Regions from separate parts of the Homo sapiens genome. Here region 1 is linked to region 2. Evidence: read pairs that join two places in POLR2A ChIA-PET (ENCODE). Cell type or tissue: HepG2. All regions are shown on one strand. Each heading gives the region's core, and the rest is flanking DNA. Links, peaks and the distances in the headings are about the cores only. Region 1 overlaps LOC105374928 (a long non-coding RNA gene). Region 2 has its middle 140 kb from the start of NEDD9.

Evidence for each region. ChIA-PET counts read pairs that join two places held together with the same protein. Peaks named below come from ENCODE experiments on the same cell type or tissue, not always from the same donor. Only the 100,000 strongest peaks of a DNase experiment are listed, where the experiment ranks them.
Region 1: POLR2A ChIA-PET joins it to region 2 with 12 read pairs; 6 of 35 experiments call an interaction of 5 or more read pairs at or near these places.

The regions. Positions count from the first base shown.
Region 1 is chr6:11,432,598-11,437,980 of GRCh38, reverse strand. The region is part of intron 1 of LOC105374928 (a long non-coding RNA gene); the gene reads right to left. Among named protein-coding and RNA genes, the nearest start is that of TMEM170B, 100 kb to the left of the region's middle. In HepG2, for the core only: no CTCF peak of the experiment used is centred there; DNase peaks (open chromatin) are centred at 2,980 and 3,970.
Region 2 is chr6:11,365,361-11,370,743 of GRCh38, reverse strand. It overlaps a transcript of NEDD9 not described here. Among named protein-coding and RNA genes, the nearest start is that of NEDD9, 140 kb to the right of the region's middle. RefSeq lists enhancers at 1-8, 9-510 and a silencer at 5,334-5,383. In HepG2, for the core only: no CTCF peak of the experiment used is centred there; a DNase peak (open chromatin) is centred at 2,883.

The DNA of each region.
Region 1 (5,383 bases), core at 218-5,217, 67 kb before region 2:
AGGACATCCATGCACGATCAGCAAATGGGGAGCAAGACACAGAGACACCTGTGGGCCAAAGCCTTTACTGGAGTCCAGGGCCTTCCCCAGTTAGGTTTCCCATGACGAGTTCTAAGTGGTGGGTTTACAGCAAGCAGATATGAGCTCTGTGGGGTTGTGCCGTGACTGAGAGGTGGTCACTGCACAGTCCATGTGGGGTGTGGGGGTCAGTGGGGTGAGTCAAGCAGGTTGTATCTAGCTGACCCATGGGGAGGGGGTCACCAGGAGGTGGTCATTTAAGGCAAATATCTGGAATAACCACTTTGAGGAGTTGAGAAGACAGAGAACTAGAAACCATGTCAAGGGTGATGAAGCCCTATTTTGGGTATGAAAAAGTCCAACTTTTATTCCAAATGGATGCTGAGACAACATAAAATTATAAGAATTCACTACACTAGGCTACACTCCTTTCTACCAACTTTATCACACCCTCCCTGATTACATATCACCCTCATACCCTATAAGGCAGCTACACGGACACTATTTCAGTTCCACATATGGCCTAGGCTCTCAACAGACCCTTGGCCTTCACCCATGTTGTTTCACCTGCTTAAAATACTATGTTACATGTAATTTTTGTTTGGTTAATTTCCACTGGTCCTCAGCTAGGTGGACATTTTCTTTGAAAACTTCTTAACTGACTTTGCCAATGAGGACTAAGGCTCCTCATATATTCCCCTCTCTTCCCCTACCATAACACTTGTCATTTTTGCAGACTGCATTTTCTACAGATGTCCACAGCTCTATCTCCTATCCCACGTGCTCCTACCTTGCCTCTCCTTCATTATTAGCTGCAAGCAGCAGACGTTAAAGGACTCAAATTCTCCTTCCCTGGAGTCTATTCAGCCTTAATAACCAATACAATGTGACAGAAGTGATGGCCAATGATCTTCGAGGCAGGGCCCGAAAAAGCCATGCATCTTTTGCCGGTTTCTATTGAGATGCTTGCTCTAGGGGAAGCCAGTTGCCACCTAAGAGACACAGTTACCCTAAGGCTATCCTGTTGGAGAGGTCACATGATGTAGGTATTCCTGGCAACAACTCAACAGGGCTCCCAGATAACAGCCAGCAAGAACTCAGCCAAGTGAACAGAGACACCACCAGGTAATTTCAGCCCCTGGCCATTGAGTCTTGCTAGCTGAGCCTCAGACATTAGGGAATGCTGTGCCCTGTTCAAATTCCTGAACTTCAGAGCCATGAGCATCATACAAAGGTTGGTGTAAGCTGCTAACTTGGGGGATAATTTGTTACACGGCACTAGTAGCTGAAATATTATTAGACAAGTGGATGTTTACTCATCAAGGCCATAAGATTCCAGACCAGACTATAAATGCATGAGTGTAGGTGTTCTATGTGATTCGTTTACCATTACAACCTCAGCTTTTAGCCCAGTGTCTGTTACAGCAGGGATTACAATTATAGGGATTTAGCGAACAATCTTAGCCAAATGATAATCTTAACTAAATAACAGATTAATAACAACTTAAATAATAATAATCTTAACTAATTGAATAGATTAATAAATGGATGAATGTGTTCTTAGTCTAGTTTTGTGTTTATCTACCTCTTTCTTGCAGCTCAAATTTGGTGACCTAGCTACAAATTGTTGGCGTACACAGGAATTGTTTTTCCTGTCTGCCAAGTTCCCCATCTTTAATTTCTACTGTGTTCCTTGCCCCAGCATTTAGAATATGAAGTAGCCAAGAGAAAGGCCTTGGACCATGTGGATCTCAGAAAGCTCATCTGGTAGGGCCCCTGGAGTGAGCAGAAGGGGACCAGGGTTGGGTGAGGCGTGGTTGGAGGCAGCACCCCTCTGAAGCCTGTGAACTTGAGAATGGTCTTTATGAGAATGCAGAATCATCCATTAGTAAAGTGCTGCCTCTCTCTTTCCACATACCTTCCTAGGGCACAGGAATTGAAGAGACTGAAGAGAGATGACAATTAGACCAAATCAGCGTATCACCAGCTCCCTGCTCAAGGAGTGTTAACTGGTTGGGCAGGGGGCTATTCAGGTGGTGTGTTGCGTGAGATAGTATCCCTGCCTCAAAAAATCTGTGCCATCTTCCCCTTCTACCTCAAACCCTTTTCCTGCCTTTACATATAAGTGTGTGCATGCACACAAGGCCATGAAGAGGACTAGGGTCTTCCTCACACCTGATTCTATGCAAGATGGATGTAGCCTTCCATGCTGGTGTACTTTTCCCAGTATAGACACAGAATAAGAAGAATAGGGATAAGAATAAGAATAAGAGCAGAAGAGCAAGGAGAAGGAGGAGAAGATGGGAGAGGGAAAGGAAGAAGAGGAAAAGTTATCTTTTATTTGATGTTTGCTAAATGGCATGAATTATAATAAAAGCTTTTTGGCATAATCCCATTTAATCTAATAACAACAACAACTCATAATTTCCAATTTGTAGATGAGGAGACTAATGCTCAAAGAGTTTAAGCAACTTGCTCAAAATCTCACATAGTTGGTAATTGTTGGAGCCAAAATTTTTAGCCAGGTTTGGCTATCTCTAAATTCCTTTCTCTTTCCATTCAATGAATCTACAGGGGGTTCTAGTATCACCTGGAAGTATCCAAACAGCCCACAAGGAGCAGTGCTCAAACTGGATCATGATGTGGGAGTCACTTTGATTCTGACGCTGTACAGAATTGAATTCCTTGTTATAACACCTGTTTGAATTTTGCTTCTCCACACACTGCTCCTTGGATGCCTAAGCACAGCCAAGAAGAACTCCTAACTTACCTAAAGTCCAATGTCCTGGCGATGCCTTGAGGATCAAGAATTCAGGGTATCAGAGTCCAACACAGTGCATTGCACCAAAGAGGAGCTGTTGAGTAATTCAGTTGATGGCTGTCAGCCATACATTGCTTCATGCACAAGAATGCATGTGTTACTGGCAAAAGAAAAGTGACTTCCTAAGATCCATTCTAGTTCAACCACGTTAGTTGTCCTGATCATAGCAGCCACTGTGAATTCAGTTGGTTTTGTTAACTCCCCATGATGCAGTATGTACACAAACTCTGTTTGCTAAGGCAATGCAGAGTCAGTAGTTTATTCAATGTTTACAGAAAGTGATAAGAAAATCAAGGACTAGAATCAAGTGTCTAGGCTCCGGATCAAGTTACTCCAAGGTTGCAAGGAATTTTCAGAGGCATTTCATAGCTTCTTAAGAATGCTTTCTTGAAATAAAGCCTGGGGCCGGGCACAGTGGCTCACACCTGTAAATCCTAGCACTTTTGGAGGCCGAGGCGGGTGGATCATCTGAGGTCAGGAGTTTGAGACCAGTCTGGCCAACATGGCAAAACCCGATCTCTATTAAAAATGCAAAAATTTAGCTGGGCATGATGGCGCGTGCCTGTAATCCCAGCTATTTGGGAGGCTGAGGTAGAAGAATGGCTTGAACCCAGGAGGCAGAGATTGCAGTGAGCTGAGATGAGCTGAGATTATGCCACTGGACTCCAGCCTGGGTGACAGAGCAAGACTCCGTCTCAAAAAAAAAAAAAAAGAAAAGAAAAGAAAAGAAAAAGAAAGCAAGCTTGGGTTGCTGAGATTATGGCCAGCATTCTATAACTGAGTCTGGGATTGTAAAGTAAAGAAGCACCAGCACCTCCTTTGAATTGTTTTGTTTTATTTTTCCAATTCAGCAAACATTTCCTGGTCATCTGCCCTTTTAGAGCTTTGCCACTTAGCCCTATAGAGGACACTAAGCAATAGGAAACATAATCACTGCCTTCAGAATATTACAATCTGTTGACAAAAATAAGTCTTCAACTAACATGCCCCAGAGGGTGAGAAGAGCCTGGCCCTAAAGATACTCACAAAATGTGAGAGAAGTAAGCAGCCCAGAGAAGTCTATTCCAACAGGCAGTTATGTATTTCATTTTGATCATGTGTTTATTCTTGTGGTTTGATTCAGTATGACCTTTGGAGCCTCACTTTGGACTAGACATCGAGCTACAGAGTGGAAATAATTGATCTTACATTTTTTGTTTAACTAGTTCACTATACCTAGTAATTATGGAAAAGTTGCATATTTCAACAGATTCCTTTGTCATTTACTACTCTTTGGTGGGTCAGAACATAATAGTTCACAACATATACATGCTGATTTTTAGATCTCAAAGTCAGAATATAGGGTTGAATATGTAATTATAATAGATAACATATATAAATTATGATAACATATATGTTACTATGCCAATAAGTTGTACTTAGGCCCTTATATACTTCATGTGGCTACTTTCTCTTACATTGGGGAAAAAATATAAAACCTCTCTCTTAAAATCCTACTATTTAGAATAGATGTAAGAAGTCAAATTGTACCCTCCACCTGCTCAGCTGAGTGGCAGAGCTCTATCTTTAGAATGAAAAATCCAGACTGCTGAGTGGTGATAATTTAAATTCTCCAAAAGAGAAAAGTGGGAAGTTAGAACAAGTATGAAAGAAATGAATGAAAGAAAACAAAACATTAGCTCCCAAAGAAAAGATACAGGAAGTTAGGGAATTGAGAAAGAAAGAAAAGATAGACCAAACACTGTTTGAAACAGAACAAAAAAATTCTGAACAGAAGCCTGACTTACTATAATCCATTATATCTTTGCTGATACACCCAAAATAGGATTCAATTTAGTTCCCAGTAAATGACACCAAACACCAAAAACAGCTAGTGACTCACAACTTAGAAAATCAGTTGAAAGCGCTTTCCAAATAGATCTGAGTTTATACTTAGTATTAATAGAACTGTTTCCTTTTCCTCTAATAATAGGTCAGAATATACAATAGCATTCTCCAAGATCTAAAAAAAAAATTTTTTTAAATATCACATTTCTATTTTAACATGAAATTCTCTTCTTTTGATTTTTTTTCTAGTTAAGTGCAGAGAGCATTACAAAAGCACTCAAAAAGCTATTGAATCTTGATGTTTGAGAAAGAGGAATGAGTTATAATTGTGGCATGATAGTAGAATGAATTACAGAATGAGTCACAGCAGTAAAAATAGTATTACAGATGGTGCTTTAATACCTTAGTACTTTTCCAGTCTTCAAGAATTCACTGTCAACATCCCCAATTGTGGTCCACTGTAGTGGTGGTCACATTTTAAATAGCCCCTTCTTTATTGAGTCAGTGTTTTATTGCAGTACCAGTGCCTTTCTCACTTGACTTTCAGCTTGTAGTCATTCACCACATAAAAATACCAGAAGGAATAAGATGATTGGATGAAGAATGCAGAATAATAACCATGTAAGATGTAATGTGCCATAAATGCGGTGTACACATATTACATATTATGGCAAAACCTTAGTAATTGCCTGTCTGGTTTAATTTTCAGCTGAGTAA
Region 2 (5,383 bases), core at 114-5,113:
ATGGGAGGTGCTGGAGGGACATCTGCTGAAGGAACGAGTGAGTGAGCCAGTGAGTGGATCATCCAGTGAGCGTGAGGGACGGGTGCTACCAGGCAGGGAAAGAAGCTCTCTGTAAGCAGGGAAGCCTGCTCAGAAGTGAAGCTGGTATGGCCCTTGCAAAACGGGAAGGACACAGAAAAGCATGAGGAGATTGTGAGGGGAAGAAAAGGCGGCTTGAGGAGAGCCTTGTGCACCTAGTGGGTCGGTGAGGGAACCATTTGGACTGGAATGCAGGTCTTGGGAGGACAGGGGTGGGAGCCGTCCTCCAGCCGTGTGTGCGTGCTGTAGGCAAAGGCAGACTTTTCCTCAGGAAAGCAAATTTGGATCCGCTCCAGCATTTGAATAACAGCCTGATTGAAAAACAAAGCTCTACTCTACATAGCAGAGCAAAGAATGGTTTTGGTCAGAGCATTTTTCAAAGACAATGTTCCTCACTTCTTGCTTCAGCATAGGAAAACGTCAGCAGAGCTTCGGTGCAGCGTTTTACTCTAAGCAGGCCTGTGATTCAGGGGCTGGCCTCCTTGGGTTCCCACAAGCATGATTTAGCAGAGAGATGTGTCTATTTCATCATTAAACGAAATGTTCCTTAGGGAAAAGACTCTTTATATACCTCAGTTGACATCCCTAATGATATTCCCTGAATACCCAGTTAGAGAAGTGTTAGCCTCTTCTATGTCATACTTTCTATCTGCTGAGTAATTTCTTTCTTAATTGCACAGAAGAGCCACTTGGCCCAACACTCCCTATTTGAGTTCGACCTAGCAGAGATTTCTTTCTTTTGAGGCTATGTGAAATGCAGTTGAGCATGATATTGAAAACATGAACACAATCCAAAAGTCCATCAGTAGGGTCCTTATTACAATTTGGCAATCCACACTTTGGAATACTGTGCTACTGGTGAAAAAGAAGAAAGAGGATATACACAAAGATATGAAAAGATGTGAATCAAATACAAAGCAACAAATGCAAAAGAACATACAGTACAAGCCCATTTTTATCTATCTCATTGTAGAATAAAAGTCTAGCAAAATATAGACTCCCAAATATTTTTAAATGTTTTGGGATTGGGTTTATAAGACAGGTTCACTTTCTGCAGTAGACATTGTCTGTCTTTAGATATTTAAAAATGAGTTTACGTTGCTTTGTGATTGAAAACTGGCTCAAATTTTAAAAACTCTGTGTGTGTACACGTGCACAATCACTCATGCATGCCAGGTTGTGTAGTACACAGGAGCAATGGTTGGAGAAATGGGGAGTTCCTAATAAAATTTAACAGTAGGAATGTGTTTTTAAGATTATTTTACTTAAAAATAATAATTCTTCTCCCCTCGTCAGGCTTATCTTTTGACCATTTTTGTTTTGGCTTGTTTTCTTGTTTTGTTAATTTGTTAATAAATAATTGATAAAAATAAATGGCAAAGCAAAAAAAAAGTTCTAAGCAATGTAAGAAAGTCATGGCATACTCTCTAAGGAGATTCTTTCTCTGCAGCATGGGAACATTCACAAAGCAACTATCAAGCAACATAAGTTGGGGAAATGATCATCAGGGTTCAGGAAATGGACAGATTCAAGAAGGTTGGAGTGCTTAAGAGAGAACCAACTGCCTGAGTTCAAATCCAACCTGTACCACCCACCTGCCATGTGCTATTGAGCAAATTACTTTACTTTTCTGTTTCTCTGTTTCTCATCTGCACAAAGGAGGTAATAAGAGCCCTACCTCACCGGTGGTTTTGAAGGTTTTATGAGTCAATGGATGATTTTGAATGTTACATGAGTCAACACACACACAGCACCTAAAGTGGTATCTGACACATTAAGTGCTCAATACATATTAGCTAGTGGGAGGAAGAGGAGGAGAGGGAATGAGTTTTCATAAAAGAGAAGGGATGTAAAGAATGAGTAGGGTTTGACAGAAAAAAGAATTCCAGAAGATCAAGAAAAAAACAAAACCCAAAGGCTTATAGGATACATGAAATGATCCAGTTAAATTCACCCCAACCTCTGTAAAGAAAGCCGAAATGATATTTCATGACTAGATGATAAACATAAGCAGATATGTACAAGCACTCAAATGAAATAGAAGGAGGGTTTTTTAAAGTTAGCTTTCCTTTATTATTCTGTAGACCCTTCTGTGTGTCAGTCATCAGTCAACAAATTCGTATGGAGCTACGTGGTGGTGTAGCTCCCACCAGCATGGAACTTTTTCCAAGTGGGTTTAAAGTTGGAAAACCATGGCGATCATTTGTTTTATTGTGTGTTGATTAGTAGCGTATCCAAGAGTTGTGGTAGTTACTTCGGTGTGACTCATTCAGGAATAGAAGAAAGATTCATTGTATTACTCTTAAAATATAAACAATTCTTAATTTTTCTGTGCTAATGAAGAACCACAGGAATAAATATAGTTGATAGATTAAATTATGTTTATTTTATTTTATCTGTAAATTAAGCAAATCTTCATTGTTTTGCCTTTTTGAAACTTTTCTCCATCTGTTTGGGTTTCTGGGTACCCCCCAGCCCTGGTGTCTTCTTCCCAGCTTGCAAACAGCCATCAGGGCCCAAGGGCAAGGGGAGAAGCCACTGAGGGCCAGACTGCGCACAGTAGCTTCCAAGCAGGCCCTGGGTAATTGAGTTGCTTGACCTTGGCAAGCACAGAACCAGCCTCATCCACGAAAACACGAAAAACACATGTGACTAGGTGCTGAGACTGATGCTTTTGATCACCAGCCCTGACCACACTGAAGAGCCCTTTTAAGAACCAAGGTCCAGTCTCATACAATCCCGAGAGTTCAGACAAAAAGGCCAAAATTCCATAGCTCTGCCGGACTTATTTGCAAGGGGTGCTGTGTAGAAGGTGCCGAAATGGCTAGTAGCTAGGTTTAAGCAATTACAGTCACTAGTTGGTTCAAAGGGATGCCATTCACTCCTGGAATCCTGCTGTCAATGATTGAGCTAGGGAGTTTGGTCTCCAGGGAAGAGTTAAACATTAGACAGGAACCATTACAAAACTTTCCACTAAAAATAAGTTCCTTGTAAGAGAAGTTGAGAGACTTGCTAATTGCAGCTTACTCTAAACCTAATGACAGTCTGTATCATTTGCAAAGAAAGCACAGGATGTGTGAATGATGGTGAGGGAAGTGGGGAGTCTTGGCAGATAGATCTGACTCTGATAGATGCAGTTGGTCCTCTAGACTAGTGATCCATTTTGGAGTAAACTGCATTGGGAGACTGATCAAATTTCCTTTCTCCAGGATTCTTACCAACAGTAAAGACTGATAAAACACATTTGTGCTGCTGTGTTTTTCAAAAGCTCGGCCATATAATAACTTTAACAGACTCCCTAAATTTCAAACATTTCCTTGATGTAGGATGATCACAATAGAAAGGAATGTTATTCTCATCCAGCCATCGGTAAGCTTTTGTCTTCCTTAATCCCAGAAACTAAATCACTGGCTACCTCAGAGGCTCTGACCTAAATCTTAATTGATGCCCACTGCACTTTCAGACCACTGTGTGTGATTTTAACCAGACAAACCAAGGAGGAAGGATTAATGAAGAAAGCCTAATATTTTGACCAATCATAGAGTCCACTGCAGTGCCCTTTCCATTTTAATTGAGCTTTATACGGTTCTCCTCTCGAGGTAACCCTCCTTTCTTAATGTTCAGTACAGCAAAAACTAATCTAGGTTTTCTTTTTAATGTTTGATTTATCTCTTCAATCTTGGTGCTAGGTAACAACATTGGATCAAAATATTAACAGCCAAGATTTAGATATTATTTTACAATTAACACAGCACATTGACTCATATTATTTCACTTTCACAGTGGTCCTGGGGCATGTTTATTGTATCTCCCACTCTACAGATAGTGAAACTGAGGAGATCACGGTGGGAAAGATGACGTAACTCACATGAAGTTGGGCAACTGATCAGATGACACAGCTAGGACTGAAGCCTGGGTCCCCTAAGTCATTTGCTTAGAGCTCATTCAATGACGAGGCAACTCCTTGCTGTGCATCCTTTCAGCACACGTTGTTGGTGTGAAGACGCTGGTTTTCATCAGACTAAAATGCATCTTACTTCAAGATAGGCAGTTTCTGTTTTGGTTTCCACCTCTCATACATTGCTTTTAAAGTGCCAACCTCTAATGGCTATCCCATGAGAAAATCTACTGTAAGTATGAAGTGACCCTTTGGTACTACCAGTTTTTCATCCTAAATCCCTTTTCTTTCTTCTTTCTTTTCCTTTCTCTCTTTCTTTCTTTTTTCTTTCTTTCTTCCTTTCTTTTTCTTTTTTCTTTCTTCTTTTATTTCTCTCTCTCTCTGTCTTGCTCCCCCTTTCTTTCTTTCTTCATTTCTTTCTTTCTTTCTCTCTGTCTTTCTCCTTTCTTTCTTTCTCTTTCTTTCTTTCTTTCCTTCCTTCCTTCCTTCCTTCCTTCTTTCTCAGACTCTCACTCTGTCACCCACGCACAATCTCGGCTCACTGCAACCTCTGCCTCCCAGGTTCAAGTGATTCTCCTGCTTCAGCCTGCTGAGTAGCTGGGGTTACAGGCACATGCCACCACACCCGGTTACTTTTTGTAGTTTTAATAGAGACTGGGTTTCACCTTGTTGGTCAGGCTGGTCTCAAACTCCTGACCTCATGATCTGCCCACCTTGGCCTCCCAAAGTGCTGGGATTACAGGTGTGAGCCACCACGCCCAGCCTCTTTCTTTTTTTGACTGTGTCTCTTGCTCTGTCACTCAGGCTGGAGTGCAGTAGCACAATCTCGGCTCACGGCAACCTCTGCCTCCTGGGCTCAAGTGATTCTCCAGCCTCAGCCCCCCGAGTAGTTGGGTCTACAGATGCATGCCATCACATCCACCTAATTTTTGTATTTTTAGTAGAGACAGGGTTTCACCATGTTGGCCAGGCTAGTCTTGAATTCCTGAGCTCAAAGTGATCCGCCCACCTCGGCCTCCCAAAGTGCTGGGATTACAGGCGTGAGCCACTGCGCCCGGCCCCATTTTATTTTCTTTCTTCTTTTTCTTGGCATTTGTTATGATCAAGCCTTTTTTTTAAGTACTGAATATCCATGGACTCCTTCCAGTTTTACCTCATCAAAATGTGCTTGCAGGGAAGGATTTGGTCTTGTTGATTTCAATTAATGTAACTCCAAGCCACCACTCTTCTGCTATTCACCTTTTAATCTATATTTCTTACTATACATAAGAAGCTTTGCTTCTCTACTTATTTCAAGGAGTGTAGGGTGAAGATGAGGTTTTTAAATCACGGTATCTTTCTTCAGTCCTTTCCTCCAAATTCTACACGTAGATGTACTGTGCTTCAGCCAACTTATCTCTAACTAGG